Linked DNA regions of Homo sapiens: region 2 is linked to region 1. The links are chromatin loops, found by intact Hi-C in ENCODE. Cell type or tissue: natural killer cell. All regions are shown on one strand. Each heading gives the region's core, and the rest is flanking DNA. Links, peaks and the distances in the headings are about the cores only.

Region 1 (4,394 bases), core at 146-4,145:
ACCTGTAGCCCTAGCTACTAGGAAAGCTGAGGTGGGAGGATCACTTGAGCCTGGGAGGTTGAGGCTGCAGAGAGCCAGGATCGTGATGTGGACAGGAGACAAGGAAGTACTGGGTAGAACAGGGTGGTTCCCCGGCAAAGACCTCACCCTCAAGCCTGAAGACCTGTGGCCCTAAACGAGGACAGGCATTCCTGTTTTCACGCCCCAAAAGTTGCCTTTTGGCCTGCCATGGCCCCTATCCTGTACCATCCTGTACCCATATAAACACCAAACCCCAGGCTCCAGAAGCAGACAAGCAGGTGAAAAGATGAGAAGACAAGCAGATGCAGGGTGGAATGGAGGGCGCGGCAGAGAAAGACAGAAGAGGAGAAACATCTGAACGCCGAGAGGAGTTGGGCTGTTGGTGGTGGGAGAGGAGTTCAGCTCTGGACGGCCCGGCTCCAGGGGAAGACTGTCTTCCCACTCCATCCCCTGCTTCTGTCTCTCTATCCATCCCCGCTGAGAGCCACCTCCACTACTCAGTGAAATTCTCACATTTATCCTTCAAGTTCGTGTGTGACTGGTTTTTCTGGGATGCTGGACAAGAGCTTAGGATACAGAAAGCTGTCACATTGGCCCTCTGCCCTTGCGGAAAGGCAGAGGGTCCACGGAGCTGGTTAACACTTGAGCCGTCCATGGACCGCAAGGCTAAAGGGGCACATTGTAACACACGCCCACTTGGGCCCCTGCACCTGTCCATCTGCGTGCTCCCCCTCCCTTAAGGGCTTTGAGCAACGGTGGCGGTGGCGACCCAACAGGTGAGCCACACCCCTGTTGTGCATCCTGCGGGGGGATCAGGGAACTCTACCATTTCGGTCATGCCACTGCACTCCAGCCTGGGTGACAGAACGACACCCTGTCTCCAAAATAAATAAATAAAACAAAAACTAAAACTAAAACTCCCAAATCGCTAAATTCTTGTGTGCATGTCGGGTAGGGTAGGGGCTTGTAGGGACAAGGACACAATGGCGCCCTGAAAGGACAGGTAAGTAACCACAGTCTAGATAGATCCTGCTCTAGTCGGCACAGGGACCACCTGACATAGAAGAGGAAAAGTTTCTTGGGTTCACACCTTTCGTTGAGGGAGGAAGTGATGAATGTCTCCGTAGGCCCTGCTGGGCGTCACTGAAGATCAGATCCGGCGTGGAGGAAGCTCGGGAACCACAACACAGCCGCCACACTCGAGGCTTACTCGGCACCTCTCACCCATTGTTCTCCTTTAACTCATGCATGATGTTTCCGCCCTCAGCAGGTCTTCCCTTGTGAGCGAATGGAAAGAAAGTAAAAAATCTGGAAAGAATGAATGCACCAAAGAGAGAGCAAAAACCATGAATCAAGCCAGAGGGAGACACACTCAGCCCACAGACACCAGGAAGGAAGGGAGGCTTTGAGAGAAGGCTTGCAGCTCTCCTTCACCCCTGTTCTCTGTAAGCCAGGTGTCTGGTGGGCCGCTCACTGCATCTGAGGGGTATGTGGCCAGCTGTGAGAAGGACCACAGGGGCAGTGCACCCCACCAGGCCAGGCACTGCCTTCAGCCCTGGATGATACATACCGGCAGTGTAGGACGGTGGTGGAACCCACTCATAACCAGTGTGGCCTGAGCAGGTTACAGACCCATCCATTCTTTAGCTTTCTGTGCTTTGGTCTCCTCATCTGCAGAACAGGGCTGGGAATAATGGTCTCTTCCTCACTGTGGTGTTACGAGGATTCAATTGGTGAATATATGTTAAGTACTCAGAACAGATCTTGGGACATAGTCTCGCTATGTGGGCACTGGCTTTCTTTTTTTTTTTTTTGAGACAGGGTCTCGCTCTGTTGCTCAGGCTGGAGTACAGTGGCAAGATCATGGCTCACTGCAGCCTTGAACTCCTGGGCTCAAGGGATCCTCCCCACTCAGCTTCCCAAATAGCTAGGACCATGGGTGTGCTACTATCCTTGGCTAATTTTAAATATATATTTTGTAGAGATGGGGTCTTGCTACATCGCCCAGCCTGGTCTTGAATTCCTGGCCTCAAGTGATTCTCCCACCTTGGCCTCCCAAAGCATTGGAATTACAGATGTGAGCCACCACACCCCACCAAGGACTGGCTTTTATTATTACAAAAAACAAGTGATACCGGCCCTCAAGTTGCTCCCACACTAGGGAGGGTACCACCTTTCCATTTCTTATTCAACTGAAAAGGCTGACAGGAAAGAATGACTTTAATAATACTTTTGCCTGTTCTTATCTAGACTTCAGGCAGGGATACTGCTGCCCCCTTGGGGTTGTCATTTCTTGACTGACTCACTTTCCCCTTCTTTCCCCCTCAGCAGCCAGGCTCCCAAAGGGGATGATCACTGACTTTGGGGTGGGGGTGGGATATGTAGCCAAGAGGAAATGTTGATCGAACCCCTGATGACTCATGAGTCACTCTACGTTGGACTCCACAGGGTGAGGTCACAGTACAGACAGGGAGCCCAAGCTCAGGGTCTGAAATGGAGCTTGGCCAAGAAATGGAGCTGTTTTCACACAAGGGATGCTTCAGAGCCGTGGCGGTAACTGTGGACCCTGCACATCACATTCTCTTCCTTCCCATGTTAGTTTGTTAAGAGGGATATGATGAGCTGGGGTCACGAAAACACAGGTACGATTGATTCCTCTGCTTGTTGGTGTGGCTTTCAGGGGCCCAGCTTATTTGTTCTGTGTCCACCTACCCATAGATCCTTCAACCTCCTTGGGAAGCCATCGAATGAATTATTCTGAGCATCACGGGTTGCATTATCCAGGAAACAGTTTCCACGACGGCAGTTTGTGCACAGAAAGTTTATTGGGGAATGCTGTCAAGATTAACACCTGTGTGGGGAGAGCAGGAAGCCAGATGAATAGAGGAAGAAGCTGAACTTTAATGCTGTGGAAACAATGGCTTCCACCAATGCCACAAGGAGCTCTGGAGCAAGGATGGCCCTTTGAAATTGGAGCATAGGGCAGGTTGCTACCCTTGTATTGACCATGGGATACAGCCCCTGCTCTAGAAAGTAGTAATGGCCTTGAGTGAGGCAGCTTCTCCTCAGCCCAGGGCAAACCCTGGAAAAGATGCAGCTGCAAGCTCCAGCTGCCAACACTCCTGGGAGCTGGCATTATCAACACCTCTACTGCAGCCCAGCATCCACCACACTGGGCATAGGCTTTAGACCTTTCTTACTTTTACCAAGTGTGTTTGTTTGTTTGTTTGTTTGTTTTGACAGTCTCACTCTGTTTCCCAGGCTGGAGTGCAGTGGTGTGATCTAGGCTCGCCGCAACCTCTGCCTCCAGGTTCAAGTGATTCTCCTGCCTCAGCCTCCAGAGTAGCTGGGATTACAGACATGAACCACCACGCCCGGCTAATTTTTTGCATTTTTAGTCAAGACAGGTTTCACCATGTTGGCCAGGCTGGTCTCAAACTCCTGACCTCAGGTGACCCGCCCATCTTGGCCTCCCAAAGTGCTGGGATTACAGGTGTGAACCACCGCACCCAGCCACTGCCACGAGTTTAAATCGTTTGCATTCTCTACGATCTTTAAGTATGATAGTTAGGGACACAGGTTTTGAAGTCTGACAGACTTGTGTTCACATCCCATTCCTGCCATTCATTTGACAATATTTATGGAGTATCTCTCTATTTCAGGTGCTGTTCAAGGCACTGAGGGTACAGCAGGGAATAAAAGAGGTAAAAGCCCTGCCTCTGGGGCTGATGTTCCATGAGTGACAGGAGGACACAGATGATTAAAAGAGAAACATGGAATACATGATGATTAGTGCCATGTGATAATATATACTTATTACACTTAAAAAATTAAGTGGGGCATGTGGGGGCGGGGCCAGGGGGGAGGAGGGAACTCAGGAAAGGCTTCCCTGAGAGGTGTGGCCATGGAGAGATCAGGGAAGCTGGATTGGGGGTTGGGGGAAACTGTGCAAAGACCCTGGGAAGAAGGTGTGCTGGGGGTGTACAAGGCACGCAAGGAGGAAGAGAAAATGGGTAGAGAACAGGGTTTCAGAAGTAGATAAAATCAGAGAGGTTTATATGAAATATCCAGAATGGGCAAATCTATAGGCACAGAAAGCAAGTTGCTTAGGGCTACAGGAGTAGGCACAATGGGGAGAGGTGACTTTGGGGTGCAAGTTTCTTCTTGAAATAATGAAAATAACCTGAAAGGCACTGAGATGACAACAGCTGCACAGCTCTGTGAATATATGGAAAGTTATACAATGGTTTTTTCAATGTACGCTTTAAATGAGTGAACTGTGTGGTGTGTGAATTGTATCTTAATAAAGCTATTTATTGTGTGTGGGTTTTTTTTTTTTTTTTAATGGAGTCTCGCTCTGTCGCCCAGGCTGG
Region 2 (4,394 bases), core at 307-4,306, 140 kb before region 1:
AAGTGCTGGGATTACAGGCGTGAGCCACCGCACCCAGCCTGGTTTGAAACATTTTTCTAAAAGATCAGTAAATATGGCTTCTCCTTTAGTCTGAATCAAATGCTTTTGTGGCCTTCTCAAGGGCCTAGCTTTCTACACCTCTTTCTTACTGATGGGCTGGAATTTGTGGGAAGTTTTATGGCTGACTTATGAATTTAAGATTTCTGCTCCTTCAGTAACTAGTAGACTTATTTCTTTGAGGCCTGTTCATTCCCTTCACCCCTGCCAGTCACAGGTTCTTGTTCAGTCACTGTGGACACCCTGTTTTCCTGACGGGGCTGACCGGGAGACAGGGGTGGGCAGCTGTAAGACAAATCCTAGCCCCAAGGAGTCTGCATCTTCAGCTTCCCAGATGCCCTTTTTGAATTCACCATTGAACTATGGCCATCCATCTGTTGTTAGCACTACAGGTTGAGTCTGTTGACTCTGATTAGAAGATACCGATATTGCTATGGATTTATTAGTAACTTCACACTGGAGTGTAAACACAGAAGGGAGAGTTTTTTGGGACTTAGTGGTTCACAGACTCCTACATCCTGCCTGGCCTAGTTCTATATCTAAAAAAGTTGTTGTGTAAGCCCCTTACATTTTTTTTTTTTTTAATTTTCTCCTTCCAATATTTGCAGCTTTTAGTCCGTGACGATCAACTTATCGCAGAGCATACGCTGGTTCTGTCATGGTCCCAGCTTTGGTTTCATGACATGTATAATCATATATAATGAATTTGCTTCTTAGAGTCAAACCTTTTTTTCCCTCCTTTTCCTTTCATGGTGTTTAATTCTTAAATAATGACTGTTTTTGCTTTGTTCTAAGGAAAGAAAGAAAGATTATAGAGTTTTCACCATACGCTTATGGCCAGAGGGGTGGTGGGCTCTTCTTCCAAACAGGACTCTGCCTTGGCGTTCCCATGGGATGGTAGTTAAGGTTGGATTTTAACGTCAGAAACACCTAGCTCTGCCATTTACTTGTGTGACCTTGGGAACATTACCTAACTTTTCTGAAGCTTGGTGTTCTTTTATTTTATACCTACTTTATAAGGTTATAATAAGGATTAAATAGTACATGGTCCAGGTGCAGTGGCTCACACCTATAATCCCGGTGCTTTGGTAGGCCAAAGCAGGAGAATAGCTTGAATTCAGGAGTTAAAGACCAGTCTGGGCAACAAAGCAAGACCTCATCTCTACAAAAATTTAAAAATTAGCCAGGTGTGCTGGTGTGCACTTGTGATCCCAGCTACTTGGGAGGCTGAGACAAGAGGATTGATTGGGCCCAGGAGTTTGAGGCTGCAGTGGGCCATGATCACGCTGCTGCACTCCAGCCTGGGTGACAGAGTAAGATCTCATTTCTAAAAATAAATAAATAAATAAATAAAATTTAAATTATATATATAACATTTTTAGTCCAATGCCTGGCATATAATAAGTTCTCAATAAATGGTGTTTACTATTAGCATTACTATTTTTAGTAGAGATTGACATTAGAGGTGGGATGATGACTCTCCCTGGGGATTCTCCTATAGATTGTTCAAGACCTTCAGTTGGGTTTCTAGCAAAGGTTGGGAATGAATATCTTAGAGCTATGATGTCTCTAATTTTTTTTTCTTTATCTGCTTTTCAAAGGTTTTAATTTTTCATCCTCTGGAAGAGAAGATGTAGATGTGAGAACATTAGGAAATGGTAAGACTGCAACAGCATCACCTGATTAGAACTAACTTTCTGATTATCATCCTTTCTAGACAGCAGGCTTAGCATAGTCACTCAGTGAAAAACAAAGTGAGCAAGGCCCAGAGCTTCTCCAAGGGAGGAAGCTTTGTGGATTATGGAGGCCCCTTTATGAATTATATGAAATACACCTTAACAGGAATCATTTCTTCAGAGGCCATCCTGATTGCATACCTATAGGTTATAAGGGACTTGCATGTGCATTAACAAAGAGGTGCTTGATTTTTTTTCCAAAAGTTTGATTATTAATTTTTTCATTTAATAACATTTCAGAAGGACCAGTACAGTTTTCAGAATGTACATCTTCATTTAAAAAGTGATTCTGCTGTCTTAACCTTCATGTCTCTCATTTTACCCTATTGCATTACCAGAAAGATGATGACATTTAATCCTGAACTGTTTGAGGCTTATAGTTCCTTCCTCTCATGGAACCAAAGCTTTTCCATTTCACTAGTGGATCAGGCTAGAAGGATGGATTTCAACAGGGCATTGCTGCATGTGACAACTTTACATTAGTGTAACTAAGTTAATTAGTGGTTATTTAAACTGTGTTTTGTAATTAACACAGGCTTGTTCATGGGCCTTTGGGGAAGCAGTCATTTTCACATATTGCCTGTGCTGGGGTTTAGCAGCCCTGCAAAAAGCCCCTTGATTCTTCTCACACATTCTTCCCTCCCTCAGATGTAGTCATGTCACTAAACTTTCAGTCCTCTAGAGCTCAACCCACTTTTCACACCTCCTAACCCTCTTGCATTAGCCCAAATGTTAACTCCATCAACACGTTTCTGTTTCATGACGGGGTGTGTGCTGCCAGGAAGGCCCTTTGCAATTGAGCTGGTGAATCCTCATAGAGTACATTTCACTTCACAAGAAATTAAGGAACTTCAGCAGGTAAACCACTTCATGCCATGGAAATCGTCATGTTTCTGCAATTCTGTAACTGAGCTAGACTTGCTAATTGTTTTTCTTTTTCTGCTACTACAGAAAATTAATAACTCATCTAACAAAATCCAAGTACGTGACTTGCAGCTTGTCACAAGGTAAGAGTAGGCTCATTGGAGATGATTTCAAAAGGGACGTTTTAGTTGCAGGTCACATATCTTGATAAGGGAATTGCATCCAGAATATATAAAGAACTCTTAACAACACAACTACAAATGGGGAAATGATTAAGTAGACATTTCTCCAAGGAGGATATAGGAATAGCCAATTAACATATGAAAAAATGCTCAACATAATTAGTCATTGGGGAAATGCAAATCTTAACCACTTCTAGATATTATATATACAAGAGAAATGAAAACAAACATCCACACAAAGACTTGTACATGAATATTTATAATAGCATTATTCACAATAGCAAAGAAGTGGAAAACTACCCAAGTGTCTATGAATAAACAAAATGTGATATATCCATACAATGGAATATTATTTGGTAATGAAAAGGAATGAAGTCCTGACACATGCTGCAAGCTGGGTGAGCCTTGAAAACATTATGAAATGAAAGGAGCCAGTCACCAAGCACCACGTACTGTATGATTTCATTATGTGAAATGTTCAGAATAGGTAAATCTATAGAGATACAAAGTCAGTTAATGGTTGTCTAGGGCTGGGGGAGAATAATAATGAGAAGTGACACTAATGGGTACAAAGTTTCTTTTTCAGGGTGATGAAAGTATTCTAAAACTAGATTGTGGTAATAGCTGCACAACTCTGAAAACATACTAAAAATCATTGAATTGTACAGTTAAAACTGGGAAATTATATGTAAACTGTTTTTAAAGAAAGGCTAATTCAGGGCAAGGTTTTTTTGTATTTTGTTTATTTGGACAAACTTCTAAAAATTGTTTTTGTTTAGAGAGGCAATAGGACATATGAAAGAAGGTGAAGAAGAAAAGACAAAGACCTACAGTGCCTTAATTTGGACAAATAAAGCGATACAGAAGAAAGACATTGAATTCCTAAATGACATAAAGGTAGTTTAAGTGTGCTTATTCTTTTTATTTCATTTTTCTGTTGCCTATCAAAGATCCCATTGTCTTCTAATTTATTACTAGCAAGTCACAGGGCATGGGCTTTGGGGTCAGCAAGACCTGGGTTCCAAGCCTGGTTCTGCCACTGACTAGCTGAAGGACTGGGCAGTTCATCTAACCCCCTGGAGCGGCAGCGTGGCCAGTGGGGAAGACCCCCACTCTGAAGACAGTTTGCCTGGGTGCAAATGCTGGATCTGCATTTCTGAGCTGTGTGACTTTGGACAAGTTACTTAACCTCTTTCTGCTTCAATTTCTTCATCTATAAAATTAGTTAAAATAATTAAATGAGTTTAATTAGATAAAGCACTTAGAACAGTACCTGGCACATAGGAAACACTTGGCAATGCTATTATTATCTTTGGTCATTTGTCAAAAATAAATATAAAATAGCACTTATCTAATAGAACTGATGCTGAGATTAAATACATGAATAAAACACATGACAATATATGTAAAGCACATGCATTTTGCCACATGTGACATTTTCCTATACCTGAGCATGTCATGGTAGAGTGCCTGTTCATGTGCATACTTCTTGCCATCTGCCCCCACCTCTTCTTATAAAAATAGTTTACTTTCTTTTTTTCTTTTTTTTTTTTTT

What was found. Peaks named below come from ENCODE experiments on the same cell type or tissue, not always from the same donor. Only the 100,000 strongest peaks of a DNase experiment are listed, where the experiment ranks them.
Region 2: it touches region 1 in a loop (6-fold over the local background); 2 of 110 quality-filtered maps call a loop at or near these places.

Annotation. Positions count from the first base shown.
Region 1 is chr2:60,816,489-60,820,882 of GRCh38, reverse strand. No RefSeq gene overlaps it. Among named protein-coding and RNA genes, the nearest start is that of PAPOLG, 62 kb to the right of the region's middle. RefSeq lists a silencer at 1,178-1,227. In natural killer cell, for the core only: a CTCF peak has its summit at 2,278 (motif pointing left); DNase peaks (open chromatin) are centred at 1,162 and 2,322; H3K27ac peaks cover 2,231 bases.
Region 2 is chr2:60,952,339-60,956,732 of GRCh38, reverse strand. It overlaps PUS10 (pseudouridine synthase 10), which reads left to right. Exons shown (of 18, transcript NM_144709.4): 12 at 1,659-1,715; 13 at 2,575-2,651; 14 at 2,745-2,800; 15 at 3,619-3,736. Among named protein-coding and RNA genes, the nearest start is that of PEX13, 63 kb to the left of the region's middle. In natural killer cell, for the core only: no CTCF peak of the experiment used is centred there; a DNase peak (open chromatin) is centred at 2,482; H3K27ac peaks cover 1,855 bases.